3 separate regions of the Homo sapiens genome follow, and all the other regions are linked to region 1. A link is a contact called in ENCODE Hi-C or POLR2A ChIA-PET data. All regions are on one chromosome and are shown on one strand. The core of a region is the stretch at or near the end of the contact, and the rest is flanking DNA. Distances in the headings are between cores, read along the strand shown.

Region 1 (2,952 bases), core at 380-2,879:
GACAGACCATTGAGTTTTAAATCAAAAAAGAAAAATAGGGCTGGGGATGGTGGCTCACACCTGTAATCCCAGCGCTTAGGGAGGCCAGTGCAGGAGGATTGCTTGAGACCATGAGTTCTAGACCAGCCTAGGCAGCATAGTGAGACCCTGTGTCTACAAAAAATTTTTAAAAGGCTGGGCATGGTGGCTCACACCTGTAATCCCAGCACTTTGGGAGGCCGAGGCAGGTGGATCACGAGGTCAAGAGATCGAGACTATCTTGGCCAACATGGTGAAACCCTGTCTCTACTAAAAATATAAAAAATTAGCCGGGTGTGGTGGCGGGCACCTGTAGTCCCAGTTACTCAGGAGGCTGAGGTTGGAGAATCATTTGAACCCGGGAGGCGGAGGTTGCAGTGAGCCGAGATTGCACCACTGCATTCCAGCCTAGCAACAGAGCGAGACTTTGACTCAAAAAAAAAAAAAAATTAAAATTAGTTGGACATGGCGAATGCCTGTGGTCCCAGCTACTCAAGAGACCAAGATAGGAAGATCTCTTGAGTCAGGAAATCGAGGCTGCAGTGAGCTGTGGTCATGTAATGGCACTCCAGCCTGGGCAACAGAGCTTTACCCTACCTCAAAAGAAAAAAAAATGGATTGGGGGGGTGCAGGGAGGGAGAGAGAGGGAGACAGAGGTAGAGACAGAGACAGAGACAGACAGAACGAGAACTGGAAATACCATTTTAACTTGTTTTGTAACTGCCAAGCAGTTGCCCTTTCTGCCACTGGGTGATGCTCTTGTAAACAGTGAAACCCAGCAAAGATGCCGTATTTGGGGGGAATTTTGTAAAGCTTCCTTTTACGTAAGTGAAAGTCATGCTTTTTCAATCTGAAAACTTGTATACAACTTCAATTCCAAAATACTCTGTCTCTGAAATGCCTTCCCATCCATAACACCCTACCCCCAACCAGCCACTTGGACACCATAAGGCCAGACTCTTGTCCTACTGTATCGCTGTGTTTCTCCATTGGTCTGTCACTGAATATTTTATTCAAATAGATTGTGATTATGAATCATTCTGTGTGACTATGATACAGATTTTATATTTAAATTAGGCTCATTTAAACTCACTAGGAGAAAGAGAAGCACCAATTTCATAAAAAATCCATGGATAAGGGCTTGAAATGAAGGTCAAGAAAGAGGCAGTAGCAGCTGTCTTTTGTCTGGGTTTCACTGAATGACTTGGTCTCTGCGCTTCTCCCCTCACTTCACTTTGGATGAGGTTAGGGTGGGGCAGAGTCTTAGAATGTAGGAGAGCCCCATAGTCATCAGCTCTGTAAGGTGTCTGTGCTGGGCCTGTGGCTCCGGAAGGGGCTGGTGTGGGTGATGCAGAGACTCAAGGGTCCTGTCCTGTACAGTGACAGCAGGGATGGTTAATCCCTGTGACTCTGAGGGGTTAGAAATAGGGGTCTTGGAAGTGGGCTCTGCATGGTCTGGAGAGGGAAGAAAGGCTTAGGACGCACATCGGTCAGGTTTCTGTCTGCTAAGCCGGGGGAAAGCCATGTGACCCTGGGCAAGTTACTCAGCCTCTCCTGACCTCAGCTTCTTCATCTGTGAACTGGGAGTTAGAACAAATGACCACAAAGTTCTGTTCCGTTTTCATCATCTGTAACTCTCTAAGACAGCGCTGTCCAGCAGGACTTCCTGCCGTGGTGAAATGTTCTCTGACTGCACTGTCTCATACGGGAGCCACTGGCCGCATATGGCTAGTGAGCATGTGAAGTATGGCTGGTTTCTTGTCTTAATTTATTTAAATTTAAGTAGCCACATATAACTAGTGGCTACCATACTAGACAGTGCAGCTCCACGATACAGAAGAAACTATATTCGATAGAGGAAAATGTAACAAGATCTCAGCGTGGCAGTTCATGGATGTCACAGGCAAATCATGCCAACTAGGAATAATATAAATTCTCCTGAACGCACAACAACAACAGTCCTGTTTCCTTTGAGGAGGCAAGAGTCCTATGAAGCAGAACCATCCGCAGAAGTGAGACAGAAGGAAAAAAGCTTTCAGAAGGGATGGGCTGTGCATCTGCATGAGCTTGCCTGGCAGAGCCTGGTTCAGTAATGAAACCACCAGAGGAGCTGGACACATTTCCCTGTCACCCTTCTAAAGCAGCGGGGAAGGGAGCAAAGTTTTCAGCAGTTTCCAGATCCACCCTGCCTCCTATCCCTTTTCCCCAAAACCATGTGACAGTGTCTAGGCCAGATGCGGTCAGGGGTGGTCAGTGGGCCCTGGGTGTACTCAAATCCCGCTGACAACCTATGCAGCTGAGGTTCCAGGGAAACATACAGCCCCCAGCTGCCAGGCCCCTACAGTCAGTAGTGTTTGCTCTAATAAAATATTAACCCAGTTATTAATATCTCCTCCTTCCCCATGATGAAGGAGTTTATCCGAGAACAATCCGGCACAAAGCTACCTGACCCAGAAGTCATCCAGTTCTGTGTCTCCATCTTCAAATGCTCCAGGCTCCTGCTCACCTGACGGCGTTGATCAGCAGCTCTTAGATGACTTCCACAGGGTGACCAAAGGGGGCTCCACCGAGGACGCCAGCCAGTACTACTGTGACAAGGTGAGCGAGCGCAGGCAGCCGGGTGATCCACACACCCAGGGCTTCCCGGCCTCTTGTGGGCAGCTGAGTAGCTCTAACTAAATGAAAATATCTTATCACCAACTGCTGGAGAGAGATGTGATGCAAATGACCACTTTCAAACCGTTTTCCAGAATGATAATGGTGACAGCTACTTAGTCTTGATCCGTATCACACCAGATGAAGATGGAAAATTTGGATTTAATCTTAAGGTATGTTGTGTATTTATAAAGGAAGTTTTGTGCTGGGAAGCAATCTTTCAATGAGTTTTTAATTTGCATTACAAATGTGCTGCATTCCTGAGCTACATAAGGAAGT
Region 2 (3,056 bases), core at 473-2,972, 560 kb before region 1:
TCACTTGATTTAAAGAAAACAAAGTGGCACTTCTTGCATAAGTGTGTGGACCAAGACTGATACTGCTACCCTTTGTGGGTGATATTCAGGAGACAGAGTGAATGAGAAAGATGCTGGAAGGTTAGGACAGAGCGGGAGACTGTTTCAGGCGAGAGGAGACTCACAGTGGCTGAGTGAGGAAGCACAAGGTGTGGGGAGAGCCACAGGCTGTCTGTCCTATTTGGCCCAGACCAGCAGCTGTGGAGCTGCTGAGCTTTTGCAAACCCTGTTCCTTCTTTCTGGAATACTCTTGGCATGGCTGCCTTCCTCATCTTTCAGATGTCAGCTGAAATGTCCTGTCTTCAGAGGGTCCTTTCTGGGAGTCGTGTGTGTGTGTGTGTGTGTGTGTGCACGCACATTTGTAGAGGTGCAGGAAAAGACTGTCAGATCAGAGGGTCTTGCATTTTACATTCCTGCAGCTGTTCTGTTCAGTTGCTTTCTAGTCAGTTTTTTTCTTAGTCTCTAAATTACCACAGTCTCTCTGTCTGTGTCACACTCCACAGTTTTATAGCCCGGAGAGGAACTGGGTCTGGGGTCACTCCCTGGAATCTGAGGATCATGTTCTGTCACTGGAAGAAATCCTGAGATTCTTCTAATGAAGACAGAGGGCTGACATAGCCAGCCTTTCCAGGGGTCTTAGTGGCAGACTTACTGGGAGTTTTGAAGTGAAATGTAGCTGCCCTGAAAATCGCGCTGAAAATCGCGGCTGGACTCCTTAGGGCTTCCCCCCACAATTCCTGTGCATTGATTTCACATGGAGTCCCCAGAAATTTGGGGGACTGGGAGCTGGGTACAAGTGGTAGATGCTGAAGGCTAACACAAAATCAGGGCCTCTTTCAGAAACCCAGGTTTCCCACCTCCCTTTGTAGGGTGCAATGAAACCCAACAGAGTGGCCAGAGACAGGGACTTTTGTCTTGGGAGAGTACTGTTTCCTGTTGATGATATAGCTAGACGTCTTCGGAGAAAACCTTTCACTGAGAGATCTAGTCGCTTCTGCTCTCAGTTTGGGCTATAAACAGGAAATAGAGAGAGCTGCTTAGAAATGAGATATCATTATAATCAAAATAGCTCTTGTTGATTTTTGCTTTCTCCTGGAATTCCAGTTTCCATTTAGTGGAAGAAGGAGGTTTCCCAGCAGATCCAGGCCTTCCACAGCCTATGGGGTACGCGAGGGCCTCAAGTTGCAAAGCAGGCAGGCCAGACCCCCAGGGCCATGGTGGCCTCTGAGCAAATGCAGGAGTCCCTCTCCCTGGGAGAAGTGCCAGAGAGGACTGTTCTGGGAGAGATTTCCAGAATTCCAGTATCCTTTCTTCTTCAGACCACACAGCCTCAGTCCTAAATCCTTTACCATTCATTCATTCATTCATTTATTCATTCCCTCATCAAACAAACATTGTTTGGGTCACTTTTGTGTGCCAAGCACTGTGGTAGACACCAGAACTATTGCAGAGAAAAAGACCAAGTCCTTGCTTTCAAGAAGCTTATGATCTGGTGTGAGAGATAGATACTCAGATACTCACACACCATCCTGCCTGTTGGAGAATAACTTCAAGTGGTCTTCATGGTACCCCAAACCCACAAATTTAAACACAACAAAGTCAACTTTCCCTGGTTGACTCATCCACCACTTTCTGTTCCTCCCAGAGCTTCCTTAAGCAGGCCATTGTGGTGGTTTTGAGACATGTCTAAAAATTCTTTGACACTTCTCCCTTCAAGACATGGAGTCTCAGCCAAGTGCGGTGGCTCACGCCTGTAACCCCAACACTTTGGGAGGCCAAGGCGGGCAGATCACCTGAATTCAGGAGTTTGAGACCAGCGTGGCCAATATGGTGAAATCCCATCTCCACTAAAAATACAAAAATTAGCTGGGTGTGGTGGCGCCTGCCTGTAGTCACAGCTACTCGGGAGTCTGAGGCACAAGAATCACTTGAACCCAGCAAGTGGAGGTTGCAGTGAGCCAAGATCGTGCCACTGCACTCTAGCCTGGGCAACAGAATGAAACTCTGTCTCAAAAAAAAAAAAAAAAGACACGGAGTCTCACTGCGCTACCCTTGCATATGGGCTGGCCTTAGTGCCTTGCTTCTAATACATAGAAGGTGGCAGAAGCGATGCTGTGAGACTTGGAGGCTGGGCAAGAAAAGGTAATACATCTTCTGCCTGGTTCTCTGTCTTGAGATACAGCTGCTGAGCTGTGAAGAGCCCCTTGCCACATGGAGATGCCCTGGGGAGATGTTCTCGCTGACAGCCCCAGCTGAGGTCCCAACAGCCAGCCAGCATCTACCACCGGACACGAGGGGGAGGAAGCCTTCAGGATGACTCTTGACTCTTGCCCCAGCTACATCTAACCACCAGCTTGTGACAGATCCCAAGAACTACATAGCTGAACTGCAAGAGATAATAATAACAACAACAGCATAGAACATAAATCATTTTCGTTTTAGCTTCTAGGTTTGGATGATTTGTTATGTGGCAAAAGACAACCAGAACAATCCTAGAAACACCGTGATGGAACTCCGTTCCTTAACAACTTTGCTACTCAAGGAGTGGCCGGCAGACCCGCGGCACCAGACCACCTGGGAGCTTGCTACAAACACAGACCATTGAGTACCGCCTGAGACCTACTGAACCAGAACCTGCATTTTCACAAGACTGCCAAACATTTCACATGCATGTTAAGCTTTAAGAAGCACTGCTTAGCAAGACTGTTTTGAAAGTACATTATTTTAAGGTCATGCTTTAAAATATTCAAACACCAAAAAATAACGTAACAGACACCAACGTACCAACCATCCAGATTTAAAAGATAAAAAATAGCAAGCATATATTCTGTGCTGAATACTATTGTAAGATCTTTACAAATATTGACTCCTTTAACCTTCATGACAGCCTTGTGAGAGAGGCACTACTTTGTCATTCATTGTTATGTGATAGAGGAAGAAACAGGACAGAAAGATTAAGTCATTCACTCAAGGTCACACAAGCTCATAAGCAGCAGTACTGGTATTAGAACATTAGC
Region 3 (3,182 bases), core at 246-2,745, 730 kb before region 1:
AACAGTACGTAGTCATGGTGCTCAATGATCACCAGTCAACTAACTTAGTTGACTTTGACCCTAGTACACCAAAAATGTTCATGTTTAGTTAACAGAATAATGAACACTTATCCCTGCTCATCCTCAAATTTAAAAATTTCTTCCTTGCTTGAGTACCCAGTTCTTTCGAAGTTTTCAAGGAATGAACCTGTTTCTGGAGTAAATGGCAGAGCTTCTTCCTGGGAAATAACTTTCAAAAAGAACTCACAAGAGCAGCTAGGCTAGATGGCTGATGTGGACTAAGTTAGTCCCTTGGCTATCCGCTCAGATCTTTGGACAGCCCGAGTGCTTTTGCCTACTGTAATTTGGGGCATTGGAATTGAGTTCTGAAAGCAGAAAGGAATCATCCTGGGTCACTAGGGAAGCACTGTTTCATGGCCCCTGAGAGTCAAATTTATACACCCAGGCCACCGCAAAAGAAGGATTGCAGAGCCACAGTGGCTCCTAAAAGGAGGATCAAGAAGGACCCAGGAAAATGCAGGGGTTGGGCATAAGATTGGGAAAGGGTAGAGGGAACCTGAGCTACAGGTTGGAGAGAGAAGCTATTACTGTATACCTCATAGAGCAGGCTCAACAAATGGGAAGGAGAAGGTAGGGGAAAGAAGATGGATTTTGGAGACAAATGAGAGCCTGAGTTTGAAACCAGGCTCTCCCATTTTCAAGCTGAGTGACCTTGGGCAACTTAATCTCTCTGGGCTCTAGTAGTAATTCTTTGAAAAAGAATATTATTACAGGTCCACAACTCTTCATATATAATTCCCAAATCCAAAAAACTCTGAAAAGAAAGATTTTTCATAACTTATTTGGCAGCAAAACCTGACATGAGCTGACATGAAGGTCTCCTAGTCTTTACCCACTTAATGTAACTAATTCTTCTTCTCAAGTTTTAGAGTAGAAATTTAATTTGATCACAGGGTGTTGACCCAGAACCTGCCAGTTGTGTTAAATAATAGTATGTTCATTGTATTACTTTTCTAAATAATAGTATATACTTTATAAATTCTCTAAAATCAGAAAAAGTCTGAATCTAGAAATATATCCGGCCTCAAGAGTTGAGGTAATTTGTATCTTAGAGGGCTGTTGGGAGGATTCAGTGAGAAAATAAGAAATGACAAGTGTGAAATAACTAGTATTATATGCAGCTTTAAGGCCTTGATAAATTGTAACTACCATGATTAGACTTTTGTAACCAGAGAATGTTCTAGAAATATGGTGGTGGACAATAACCATCTGTGGACACTCCACAATAAGCTTTAGCTAGCTTCACACAGCCAGAAGGGCTCCTACAAGCTGCACAGTTGGTGCCTGCCTTGCAGGAAAGAGAGGCACTGTGTACTACTGATGGAGAGCTCTCTCATCATCAATCCTTCTGTCAGATGCTGACACAGGGACTTCCCCCATGGAGCAATGAGGGCACCTCAAATGAAACTGTGCCTCATGTGGCTCTAATTTAGCATGGCACACTCCACCAAGCTCTGCTTCATGAAGAATGTGTGGACAGTCGCAAACATATTTTTCCTAAGACTTTCCTTTGTGATATTTGCAGATAATGAAGGGGAAAGAACAGAGACCCAGTTAAGAATCTTTATAATAATGTAATGATCACCTCATGTCTAATCTTATCTAAACAGACAGCAGCAGAAGTCAACACTTCCTGTACAGCTTACAAAAGTAACATTTATAACTATCACATCTTTCCACAAATTAGAAGACATGAACAGATACCCCAAGTTATGGAACTTAATAGCAAACTACACCTTCTCTTTTGCCACTCTCCATAATGTAGGTCTCACGGGGTGAATGATCTGACTTGGTAAATAAATTCAACATCTGGCATGAAAACAGAAACTCTCAAAAAACCAAACAAATCATCACCTAACTGGGTTTCTCTGGCATACTTAGAACTTGGAAGTGAAACCAGGATATCTAATAATAGACACAGATACTAAAGTGAGAACTGTTGGCAACCCCAATATGAAAAGACATTTGAAAAGGTCTTGAACTGCAACTTCAATACAATGTTTGGATATCCCACCCCCTAATTCTTTCCTCAAGGGTGTTTTACAGCACTGTGTGAGTTACCCCTTCAAATCAGGCTCATGTACCTGCAAAGGTGCTTCCTTTATTCTCTCTCTCTCCTTTTTTTTTTTTTTTTTTTTTGGCACTTTGCTGCCCAGCCTGGAGTACAATGGTTCGATCACAGCTCACTGCAGCCTTGAACACCTGGGCTCAAGCAAACTTCTTGCCTCAGCTTCCCAAGTAGCTGGGACAACAGGCATGTGTCACCACACTCAGGTAATTTTTCTTTTTTTTTTTTTTTTTAAGAGATGGGGACTTGCTATGTTGCCCAGGCTTGTCTCAAACTTAAGCAATCCTCTTGCCTCCACCTCCAAAAGTGCTGGGATTACAGGCATGCACCACCACCCCTGGCCTTCTTCCTTTTAGTCTCTAATTCTAAGTGCCATCAGCAGAGGGCACACATGCACACACTATTGGGAGCATGGCCCCTCACATAACATACAGGGTGTTCACCAAGATGGCGCCTGCCTTCGGAAGTGCTCATAAGCAGGAAGAGCTCAATCCAAGCCTATGAAATGGATGCATTACAATAGGAAGACATTTAGTCCATCAACTCACAGTGAAGGCAGGACAGCTTGGGGTTGTGTTCAGATAATTACTCCTTTAAAAACTCTCACTGGCTTCTCACTGACCATAGGGTAAACTCTAAAGTCTACAACCCTTAACATGATTGATAGAGCTCTTGGTTGTCTGGCTCCAAATCTATTTCTGTTTTGTTTTAAATCTCTTCCATTAACTTACTCTTAAATATCTCAAATGTGCCAAGTTCTCTATTCCTTTTGAGCCTCTCTTAGGTGCCCTTCCTTCTCCCCTACACCCTGAGCCCAACTTTACCCCTTCAGTTCTCAGCTTAGACAGTAATTTCCTAAGGAAGGAAGACTTTCTTTATCCTCCAAATGATATGGTCTTCCTTGTTTGTGCTCCTACAGGTCTCTGTGCTTCTCTGTCATAAAATTGCCTCATTTGTTTAATGTTGTTTCTCTTACTGAACCATTAAGTTCCCTGAGAGCAGGGACTATACATTTTTATTCACCTCTGTATAAACAAATGTCACTCAAATTCTA

Evidence for each region. Hi-C counts contacts between places; a loop is a spot of excess contacts on that map. ChIA-PET counts read pairs that join two places held with the same protein, here RNA polymerase II (POLR2A). Pooled maps may share reads with other maps.
Region 2: a map of GM12878 shows a loop between it and region 1 (5-fold over the local background). The contact joins two enhancer-like sites. A Hi-C loop is called at or near these places in 1 of 168 maps with a recorded cell type or tissue (GM12878), 14 of 37 single-sample maps with no recorded cell type and 10 of 50 pooled maps.
Region 3: a loop to region 1 is called in a map with no recorded cell type, with 8 times the contacts of the local background. The contact joins two enhancer-like sites. A Hi-C loop is called at or near these places in 16 of 37 single-sample maps with no recorded cell type and 10 of 50 pooled maps. POLR2A ChIA-PET finds 5 or more read pairs at or near these places in 2 of 52 experiments (GM12878 and activated T-cell).

What each region holds. Positions count from the first base shown.
Region 1 is chr9:109,409,893-109,412,844 of GRCh38, reverse strand. It overlaps PTPN3 (protein tyrosine phosphatase non-receptor type 3), which reads left to right. Exons shown (of 26, transcript NM_002829.4): 15 at 2,430-2,616; 16 at 2,769-2,846. Among named protein-coding and RNA genes, the nearest start is that of PTPN3, 87 kb to the left of the region's middle. RefSeq lists enhancers at 891-990, 1,511-1,630. Within about 2 kb of position 1,629, at least 2 of the 41 ENCODE cell types and tissues checked have a DNase peak (open chromatin) inside an H3K27ac peak, as active enhancers do; they include GM12878, where a contact is called at or near this core.
Region 2 is chr9:109,966,422-109,969,477 of GRCh38, reverse strand. The region is part of intron 6 of PALM2AKAP2 (PALM2 and AKAP2 fusion); the gene reads right to left. Among named protein-coding and RNA genes, the nearest start is that of PALM2AKAP2, 190 kb to the right of the region's middle. RefSeq lists enhancers at 1,261-1,330, 1,721-1,840, 1,851-1,900, 2,581-2,680. Within about 2 kb of position 1,722, at least 9 of the 41 ENCODE cell types and tissues checked have a DNase peak (open chromatin) inside an H3K27ac peak, as active enhancers do; they include GM12878, where a contact is called at or near this core.
Region 3 is chr9:110,142,429-110,145,610 of GRCh38, reverse strand. All of the region lies in intron 8 of PALM2AKAP2 (PALM2 and AKAP2 fusion), which reads right to left. Among named protein-coding and RNA genes, the nearest start is that of C9orf152, 64 kb to the left of the region's middle. Within about 2 kb of position 1,495, at least 7 of the 41 ENCODE cell types and tissues checked have a DNase peak (open chromatin) inside an H3K27ac peak, as active enhancers do; they include GM12878, where a contact is called at or near this core.